2 separate regions of the Homo sapiens genome follow, and region 1 is linked to region 2. Evidence: read pairs that join two places in POLR2A ChIA-PET (ENCODE). Cell type or tissue: OCI-LY7. All regions are shown on one strand. Each heading gives the region's core, and the rest is flanking DNA. Links, peaks and the distances in the headings are about the cores only. Region 1 has its middle 95 kb from the start of NDUFV2. Region 2 has its middle 190 kb from the start of NDUFV2.

What was found. ChIA-PET counts read pairs that join two places held together with the same protein. Peaks named below come from ENCODE experiments on the same cell type or tissue, not always from the same donor. Only the 100,000 strongest peaks of a DNase experiment are listed, where the experiment ranks them.
Region 1: POLR2A ChIA-PET joins it to region 2 with 6 read pairs; 3 of 35 experiments call an interaction of 5 or more read pairs at or near these places.

What each region holds. Positions count from the first base shown.
Region 1 is chr18:9,005,239-9,010,616 of GRCh38, reverse strand. No RefSeq gene overlaps it. Among named protein-coding and RNA genes, the nearest start is that of NDUFV2, 95 kb to the left of the region's middle. In OCI-LY7, for the core only: no CTCF peak of the experiment used is centred there; DNase peaks (open chromatin) are centred at 2,276 and 3,306; H3K4me3 peaks cover 286 bases; H3K27ac peaks cover 2,887 bases.
Region 2 is chr18:8,909,454-8,914,831 of GRCh38, reverse strand. No RefSeq gene overlaps it. Among named protein-coding and RNA genes, the nearest start is that of NDUFV2, 190 kb to the left of the region's middle. In OCI-LY7, for the core only: a CTCF peak has its summit at 1,876; DNase peaks (open chromatin) are centred at 1,971, 2,311 and 3,011; H3K4me3 peaks cover 4,306 bases; H3K27ac peaks cover 4,831 bases.

The sequences.
Region 1 (5,378 bases), core at 237-5,236, 96 kb before region 2:
AAACTACCTCAATTTATAAGTTGAAAAAATGTATTTATCTCTCTTTCTTATGTCAAAAAGAACTTAAGGTGGCTTACTGAGATCCAAGAGTACAGCGAGGAGGAATAAAATTAAAGTGGAAGAGAAAAGGAAAGGAAAAACAAGAATGAAGATATTAAATGAAGCTTGCAGTTAATTTTAAAAAGTGCACAGATAGGCCATAATGCTGATACTTCATTTTTCTTTCTCTGCTAGACGAGAGAAACCTGATAAATTTGCACAGGGACAGATGCTCAGGGGAAAGGAAAGAGCTCTGCCTTGCACTTGTACAGAAAGGAAACAAGGCAGCAGAGGCAAGACCAATGGAGAGTACGGCAGCAAGACAGAAAGGGGCAGAAGGCGACAGAACATGCACGCTGGGGACATGGAAATTTCTAGAAAGAAGGCGCAAGCAGGCACGATTTCGGCCAATCCTAGTTGGTCTGCTGTGGTAGTGGGATGACTTACTGGATATGAAAGATTGGAGGAAAAGACACCAAAATGGTCTTGTCTGACCTCAATACCACCCTATATTTTTATTTTACTGTATGGTTTATAGAATGTTTCACACATATTCTTATTACAGACTTGATTTTTCACATTTAAGTAGCCAACACTACAAAATATTGTCAAGCCTTTTTTTTTTTTTTTTTTTTTTTTTTTGGCTGGGCAGCTTTATTGTAGGCATGCATATTATTTGTAATAAGGTTCATGAATTATTGAAGGGTAGGGGGGTGCAGTGTGGTCTCTTAGAAAAGGCATTGTTTTGGAGTCTGAAGAACCTGGATTTAAAATTTAGCTCTTCAACTTGATAGATGAGTATGAGTGACTTTAATTTATCTAGAAAATGAAGATGTAACCCACATATCTCTTATCCAGGATATGCTTCATAAATGCTAGCTATTGCTGAAAATGGTTTATAATATCCCCATTACTTACTTTTTTTTTTTTAGACAGAGTTTCACTCTTGTTGCCCAGGTTGGAGTGCAATGGCACGATCTCGGCTCACTGCAACCTCTGCCTCCCAGGTTCAAGCGATTCTCCTGCCTTAGCCTCTTGACTAGCTGGGATTACAGGCGTGCGCTATCACACCAGCTAATTTTTTGTATTTTCTTAGTAGAGACAGGGTTTCGCCTTGTTGGTCAGGCTGGTCTTGAACACCTGACCTCAGGTGATCTGCCCACTTTGGTCTCTCAAAGTGCTGGGATTACAGGCATGAGCCACCATGCCCCGCCCCCCGTTACTTCTTTTTAGGACCCAAGGTTGGGGACCATTAGTCTATGTGCAGTCGTGCCTTGTTATCTGTGGGGGACTGGTTCCAGGAACTGTTGGTATAATGCCTACGTGACATAGCTGAATTTCTCCTTTGCTCTAACTCTGCTTATCTTTAAGAAACAGGACACCGGCGATAAAAAGTTCCCTTTGTAACCAGACCAGCTGAGACCAGTTACAAAGCCTACCCCAGGTATCCGACCAGATGACTTCAAAAAGACCTCAGGCTTCATTATAATCTAATTTCCATGCTAAATGACACTTCCACCAGTGTCATGACGGTTGCCAGTCCCCGTGACAATGACCAGAAGGAGCCATAAAAGGACAAAAACAAGGGAGCCCCTCATTCCAAGAAGTGTACCGCCCAGTTCCAGAAAAGACATGGATATTCCTCCTCTTGCTTTTAATGTCCAGCCATCATTAAGGAAACCCTATATGATAACCCCCTCACCCCTCACTAATTGAGAAGTTGATTTGTGAGCCAAGCTCCCGCTTCTCAATTCCATGGCCATCGAATAAAGCCTGCACCACTTGACACTCACTTTCGGTGTTGTGTATTGGTTTCACTGCACCAAACAGGGAAAGACCCCATTTTTGTGGGGGACCAGCTCTGTTGGTAACAGAACCCCCACCGTGAATATCAAAATCTGAGAATCTGAGGATGCTCAAGTCCCTGATATAAAGTAGTATAGCATTTACATGGAACCTATGCACACCTTCCATGCACTTTAAATTATCTTTGGATGACTTATAATACCTAGCATAATGTAAAGGCTTTGTAGAGAGTTGTTGTACTTTATTGTTTAGGCGATAATGATGAGCACAAAACGCCTGCATGTGTTCAGTACAGACACAACCAACAAGTTTTTTTTTTTTTTTAAATACTTTCAGTCTATGGTTGGTGGAATCCACAAATGGGGACCCCACCGGCATGGAGGGCTGACTGTATTTCCTCCTGTACAGACAAGCTACTTCTAGCTGGTGGAGAGGAAATTATTCACTCATAGTGATGTGGTCTAATTTAGTTCTCAAGTTTTTTGACCATGACCTACAATAGGAAATGCATTTACGTTGCTACCCTGTACACACATACTTACCTATAACTGAAAAGAAAAAGTCCTGAAACAGAGTTTTTTTCCATTCTTTTTGTTTGTTTGTTGTTTTTTTTTATTATACTTTAAGTTCTAGGGTACAAGTGCACAATGTGCAGGTTAGTTGCATATGTATACATGTGCCATGCTGGTGTGCTGCACCCATTAACTTGTCATTTACATTAGGTATTTCTCCTAATGCTACCCTTCCCCCTTCCCCCACCCCATGACAGTCCCTGGTGTGTGATGTTCCCCACCCTGTGTCCAAGTGTTCTCATTGTTCAATTCCCACCTATGAGTGAGAACATGGTGGTGTTTGGTTTTCTGTCCTTGCGATAGTTTGCCCAGAATGATGGTTTCCAGCTTCATCCATGTCCCTACAAAGGACATGAACTCATCCTTTTTTATGGCTGCATAGTATTCCATGGTGTATATGTGCCACATTTTCTTAATCCAGTCTATCATTGATGGACATTTGGGTTGGTTCCAAGTCTTTGCTATTGTGAATAGTGCTGCAATAAACGTACGTGTGCATGTGTCTTTATACCAGCATGATTTATAATCCTTTGGGTATATACCCAGTAATGAGATGTCTGGGTCAAATGGTATTTCTAGTTCTAGATCCTTGAGGAATCGCCACACTGTCTTCCACAATGGTTGAACTAGTTTATAGTCCCACGAACAGTGTAAAAGCATTTCTGGCCAGGCACGGTGGCTCACGCCTGTAATTCCAGCACTTTGGGAGGCCAAGGCGGGCAGATCACGAGGTCAGGAGATCGAGACCGTCCTGGCTAACACAGTGAAACCCTGTCTCTACTAAAAATACAAAAAATTAGCCAGATGTGGTTGCAGGTGCCTGTAGTCCCAGCTACTGAGAAGGCTGAGGCAGGAGAATGGCTTGAACCTGGGAGCCGGAGCTTGCAGTGAGCCAAGATCTGCACCACTGCGCTCCAGCCTGGGCGACAGAGTGAGACTCCATCTCAAAAAAAAAAAAAAAAAAAAAAAAAAAAAAAGCGTTGCTATTTCTCCACATCCTCTCCAGCACCTGTTGTTTCCTGACTTTTTAATGATCGCCATTCTAACAGGTGTGAGATGGTATCTCATTGTGGTTTTGATTTGCATTTCTCTGATGGCCAGTGATGATGAGCATTTTTTCATGTGTCTTTTGGCTGCATAAATGTCTTCTTTTGAGAAGTGTCTATTCATATCATTTGCCCACTTTTTGACGGGGTTGTTTGATTTTTTCTTGTAAATTTGTTTAAGTTCTTTGTAGATTCTGGCTGGATATTAGCCCTTTGTCAGATGGGTAGATTGTAAAAATTTTCTCCCATTCTGTAGGTTGCCTGTTCACTCTGATAATAGTTTCTTTTGTGGTGCAGAAGCTCTTTTTTTTTTTTTTTCCATTCTATTTAATGAAAAATGGCTGGTCAAGACTCACTAAATTAATTTCATGACCTACTAGTGGATCTCAGTCTACAGCTTGAAAAATACCTGGTCTAAGCCAGGTGCAGTGGTGTGTGCCTGTAATCCCAGCTGCTACTGGGAGGCTAAGGTGGGAGGATTGCTTGAACCCAGGAGTTTGAGGCTATAGTGCACCATAATCACTCCTGTGAGTAGCCACTGCACTCTAGCCTGGGCAACACAGTGAGAACCCATCTCTGAAAATAAATAATTAATAAATAAAAATTTTAAATAAATTAAACTGAAAACAAAAAGAAACAAAAAACCCACTGATCTAAATAGCCTTGTTCTGTAAATATGTGTGGTGTATATGGATTTAGTTCCATCACAACTTTCAGACCAAGAGTTAATGAGTTATTTCATTTTTAAAAATCAAAGTAAATTAACCCCCAAGTGCCCACTCTCTAGAGATTATTTAAAAAAATATTGGTCAGCATTGTGGTTCTTTCCTGTCACCTTCTTGGGGTCCTGCACCAGTCACAGGGTCTCATGCAACCTGGAATTTTGGGGATGGCCTTTAGTTCTTGGATCTGATTTCTTTTCTTTTTAAGAGACAGGGCCTCCCTCTGTTGCCCATGCTGGAGTGCAGTGGCATGGTCATAGCCCACTGCAGCCTTGAACTCCTGGGTTCAAACAGTCCTCCCACTTCAGCCTCCTGAGCAGCTGGGACTCCATGCCATCATGCCTGGTTAATTTTTAGATTCTGTTGTAGAGACGGGGGTCTCACTATGTTGTCCAGGCTGGTCTTGAGCTCCTGCCCTCAAGCAATCCTCCTGCCTCAGCCTCCCAAAGCTCTAGGATTATAGGTGTGTGCCTGGATGGATCTGGTTTATTGTGGGTTTTAAGAGATAGAGGACAACACTACTCCCATAACAAGCTGGCCCAGACAGGCTTGCTGAGGTGGGACCCAGACCCAGGACACAGCCCCCTAGGTGTAGCATGCAGGCCAGTCCCTGAGATACTGCCCCCACATGGGGTCTGCAGTGCAGCAGGTCCCTCCTTTCCTGGGATTCACTCCTTACTCCCTTCCAGAAATAGGAGAATTTTCTTCTAAGCTACTCTTATTTGCCAAGCAAGTGTGAGAGCATCTTCCCTATCCGGACTATGACTCACTGCTTCTTATCTCTGTCCTGCAGCCCTGGAAGCCCCAGGTCTCCTGGGATCCAATCCTTATATGCCTTGAATGCCCATAGCCAGGGAATAGATGGTTCATGGGCCCATTGTTCCACCTGAATGTGCCATGGAAAGCACAGTCAGCACCCCTGGCTGCTCTCCATAACCAGAGTGGAGAAAAAGGGATCACTGGCGGGCATGGTGGCTCATGCCTGTAATCCCAGCACTTTGGGAGGCTGAGGCAGGCGGATCACTTGAGGTCAGGAGTTCGAGACAAGCCTGGACAACATGGTGAAACCCTGTCTCTATTAAGAAAAATTACAAAAATTAGCCAGGCATGGTGGTGCGTGCCTGTAATCCCAGCTACTCTAGAGACTGAGGCAGGAGAATTGCTTGAATCCAGGAGGTGGAAATTGCAGTGAG
Region 2 (5,378 bases), core at 119-5,118:
ACCTGTCCAGGCTTCCTTCTGATGGCCAACCCACCTCTAATGCACATGCCAGTCTATCTTACACAAAGTTTTAAGTTTTCCTGGTGTCATAGTACTCCATAGTCTCCCTTAAATCCTTTCTTGAAATTTTTCAACATAGTTCATAGTGGGATGGGCTGACTTTGTGTCTGACCTATGCTTCTTTGAGACAAAACAACACACTCACACCACACACACACCACAAAACAAAGAACGGGTGAAAAGGGCACACACACTTTTACAGTTTACACCAAACCAGAATCAAAACCAAAATCGGAGTATCAAGAAATCCAAGCCAGGTCAAAACCAAAACCAAAGTATCAAGTAATCCAAGTCAAGTCAAAAACAAAAACCAAAGTGCTGGTACAGGCACGCCGTAGGTGATCAGGTCACCTTTCCACCCAAATGGAGTGGGCAAGTTCCAAAGACTAGTCTTACCAAGTTTTAGATGTCTGGACTCCAAGTGCCAGTTCCTTCCCGGTGTTCAGCCACTGCGTTGATCCTCCATGGGGGCCTGCCACGTGCTCCTCTGGCAAGGTGTTCCACTGGGGCAATTGCCTACCCAGGAGCGCTCTCAGGATCCATGTTGCTCAAGCTGGCCAGAGTCCCCCTCAGGGATGCTCCACAGGGCAGGCCTAAGCTGCCTAAGGGGCTGCCTTGACCATCTGTTAATCACCTCGCTTCCTGGTCAGGGAACCAAGAAATGTAGCAGGAGAAGCCACAGACAAAATCCCTCAGACACCGAGTTAAAGAAGGAAGGGCTTTATTCAGCTGGGAGCTTCGGCAAGACTCACGTTTCCAACAACCGAGCTCCCTGAGTGAGAAATTCCTGTCCCTTTTAAGGGCTCACAACTCTAAGGGGGTCCGTGTGGGAGGGTCATGATTGATTGAGCAAGCATGGGGTACGTGACTGGGGGCTGCATGCACCAATAATTAGAACAGAACAGAACAGGATAGGGATTTTCACAGTGCTTTTCTATACAATGTCTGTAATCTATAGATAACATAACCGATTAGGTCAGGGGTCTATCTTTAACTACCAGGCCCAGGGTGTGGCGCCGGGCTATCTGCTTGTGGATTTCATTTCTGCCTTTTAGTCTTTACTTCTTCTTTCTTTGGAGGCAGAAATTGGGGATAAGACAATATGAGGGGTGGTCTCCTCCCTTATTCTGAGTAGCTGGGATTACAGGCATGCACCACCATGCCCAGCTAATTTTTGCATTTCTAGTAGAGACAGGGTTTCACTTAAAATTTTTAGTGTATAAATAGGAAGGCTGAGTGTGGTGGCTGATGCCTATAATCCTAGCATTTGGGGAGACCAAGGCTGGAGGATCTCTTGAAACCAAGAGTTCGAGACTACCCTAGGCAAAATAGCTGGAACTCATCTCAATAAAAAAATTTAGCTGGATGTAGTGGCTCACACCTGTAGTCCCAGCTACTAGGGAGGCTAAGGAAGGAAGATCACTTGAGCCCAGGAGTTCAAGGCTGCAATGAGCTACGATTGTGGCACTGCATTCTAGTCTGGGAAACAGAACGAGACCTTAACTCTTAAAAAATAAAAAAAAAGAATGGGGAAAGTTGAACTTCTAAAAATAACCCCATATGGATATACTTGTCAGATCTGCTAAGTATTTCTACTCATAAGGGCGTAACTATCCTTTTTCTCACTCATACATATATTTAAACACTAAATTAGTCAATGCTACTAGGCCTGCCTTTTATTTCCCAGAATAGTGTTTGTTTGGAGAAAATCTAGAGGTATCTGACTTTTACAATAAAATGCAAAAACAAAGCATTCTTAAGCCACTCAGTGTTTTAAAAAAGAATGAAACAACCAAACACAACTGTGGTCTTTGGCTAACTTTCTAGAGAGAAGAAAACAAGCCATCTGCCGGTAACAGGCGGCTCTGGGGATGGCTGATCACAGGGCCGAATGAAATATTCGTAGTAATTAGTGGCAGCACCAAAATAGAAACTTCAGCAGTGCTTTTCCTGTTGTTATGGTGACAGCCCCCCAACAGCCCACCTCCCCGCAAAGACCCTGGCTTGGTGCATTCTGTGGCCTTCCATCTGGTGCCCTCCCATTGAATGCAGAGAAACTAAACTGACTGCTCATTTGTCCCCTCGAGGTTGTGTGTGTGTGCCGGGCTGCCAGGAGGAGGAGGGCGTGGACTGGAAGATTCCACAGGGCTGGGCCAAGGCTGTCCCCTGTGCTCAGCCAGAGCGACAGGAGAGCAGCTGATAGCCCAGGCTGCCAGACAGGTGCTGTCAAGGGGCCGAAAACTCACTGATGTCAGGAGACGGCACCCGGGTAATGATGAATGAGGCCTGGCCTGTGACAAACAGGCTCTTAACCTGCCGGTGTGGCAGGAGGAAGTGCTCCCTAGGGCTTCAAGTTACCTGAACAGCCCACACATTTGTCCCCTCTTGTTGAGCAATTTCCGTAGGTCCTTCAGAAGTTGTTAGGTGTCAACATTCTTGTTGCTCTGCTAAAAATCTAAGAATTTGGCCAAAAAGTCTGGTTTGCTCCTGCTCAAAGATTGAAGAAATAGAAATTGGGCTGCTTATTTTCCTTAGTCTTATTCATTTTGGAGCTCAATGTTTAAAACATTGATTTGAGCATCAATATTACATGCTGTTGTCAATGCCGTCTCTCTGGAGTCCCCAGGGACTGCAAATTGAGGAAACTGTTTAGGACGTAGCTTCTCTGTCAAGGCACCAGGAAGTATGGAGGTGGCACAAAAAAGTGCTTTGGAAAAAACGTGAGCTGCACTTAGGAAAAGGGTTTGATTTGCCATGGCATAAGTCTAAGTTTTTGGATATTTTATTCCCTTAATAAATCTTTCTTATATTTTGCTACCCTGTGGTCTGGAGTATTTGTGTAATGGATAGAGTTGATATAATTTGTCTGCTGCCCAGTGAGGCGATCTCATGACATTTCTGGGTAAAGGCTGCTGACAGGAAACACACATTTTCTTCTTTTTTTTTTTTTCTAGAGACAAGGTCTCATCCTGTCACCTAGCCTGGAGTGCAGTCATACAATCACAGCCTACTGCAGCCTCAAACTGAAGGGCCTAAGTGATCCTCCTACCTCCGCCTCCTAAGTAGCTGGGATTTCAGGTGTACACCATCACACCTGGCTAATGCTTTATTTTAATTAATTTTTGTAGAGCTGGGGTCTGGCTATGTTGCCCAGGCTGGTCTCAAACTCCTGGCCTCAAACAATCCTCCCACCTTGGCCTCCAAAACTGCTGGGATTACAAGCATGAGCCATTGTGCCTGGCCTTAGGAATATAGGCTTTCAAGTCACACCAGTCCCTATTTATATAAACCACAGCCTCAGGGTTTGCAAAGTAGGTGGCTGTCAGTTTTTCTTTCCCAGAGCCTACCTGGGGGTTGATAATCTGCACATAGGCTGGACACAGTCCTGTGAAACAGAATCATTTTGGGTAGCAATTTACTGGATTATAGACTGTTAGAGCTGGATGCTCTCAGGGGTTATCAAGTCACATTTGTCAGAAAAGCAAATGGGTCAGTGAACTGCTGCTTACAGGCAGAGCAGGGCTTGGGGTCCTAGCACCTCCCTCCATCCCAAAGCCCTCTATAGTCTAATTTAATTAGAGATGTTTGCACATGTGTAGTGTATGTGTGGAGGGGTGGAGGGTAGGTGTGTCGGGTGGACTAAAAAGAAAATAGATGTGGCAAATTCTGGTCTAGTAGGAAAGATGAGACACAGGAATATGTCCCAGCTGGAGAGTATTCTAAGGCTGATGAGAAGCACATGTGGTGTCATGTGGCCCTCTCCTTGGTGGGTCCCCTGTATCATGCTGAAGAAAAATAGTAACAGCCATAGGTTCTTAGTTGGAACAGACTTCAATTACAAAAGACAGAGTAACAAGAAAAAAAACCCAAAAGTTTATTCACATGTTTGTTTCAGATACACTTGGAGTCACTCAGAAATTGAGTAGTTCTCAAAGAAGTGGCTTTGATTTCAGCTTATATAGCATCCTCAACAAAGAACACTAAATTCGTTTAAAAGTGAAAGCAAGTTTGTTAGAGAAGTAAAGAAACAGAAGAATGCCTCCTCAATAGAACAGCAGTATGAACTGCCTGACTGAATATACTTATGGTTTTTGTTTTTATTATATGCTAAATAAGGGGTGGGCAATTCATGGGTTTTCCAGGAAAGGAGTAGGGAATTCCCAGAGCTGAGCGTTCCTCCCCCTTTTAGACTATATAGGGCAACTTCTGAACATTGCCATGGCATCTGTAAACTATCATGGTGCTTTTAGCATGCTAATGTGTTATAGGTAGTGTATAATGAGCAGTGAGGATGACCAGAGGTCACTTTTGTCACCCTCTTCATTTTGGTGCAATTTGGCCTGCTTCTTTTCTGCATTCTGTTTTGTCAGCAGAATCTGTATGACCTGTATCTTGTGATACCAGTCCTGCCAACCTCCTATCTCATCCTGTGACTAAGAATGCTTAACCTCCTATGAATACGGTGCAACGAGTCTTAGCTTTATTTTAACCAGCTTCTACTCAAGATGGAGTTCCTCTGGTTTGAACACCTCTAACATACTTCCCCCCTCCCTTTTAAAAGGGGACTCTCAATCCTAAGGGTTGCAGAGGGATGAAGATCCATCTTCTGTAACTTCTTCAGGCTGAATGGGGCAATGATATTCCCGCCTAACTATTGGGGTCTCTTATATCCAGGGTAGAGAGGAGCTCAGTCAGAAAGTGTTGGTATGCTGAGGGCCATTCATAACTCTGAGTTCTGACAAAAGGTGATATCTGGAAGATCAATGTGTTCAATTTAAGAAAACATTGAGTAAGCTTATCTTGCATTTCTAAACAAAGAGTATAACAGCAATATAGTCCACAACAGTAAGCAAAATAAGTAAGATGATCCCAAGTGAACTAAATAAGAAGGCTTTCCATTAACTGGGTAGTTGTTGGAACCAAGCTGATATGAGGTTGCTAGCTGATTCCAATACACGGCCAGAATTAGAATACTGATCCAGATTTTTGTGTTACACATCTCCCTTATTTCTTTTCAGCAACAGCTGGAGATCACTGGTTGGTTCACAGAAACAAAGTGGGTCAGCCTAAATTGCAGGAAAAAAATAAAAAACAATGGACAAGACCAGAATGTAACAACAGGTGTACCATAGTCTTTTTAAACAAATTTTCTCTCTCCAACCCCCATTTTTATTAAAAACAAATCATGGTAGACTGATTTGTTTGCAAGATAAGTTTTAACCTGACTACATTTGGCCTGATTATTTGTATAAAGTGCATCAAGAATAATTATTCACCATACAGGCCTTTTTAAAATTGGCTTTGATGGAACTTTGTTC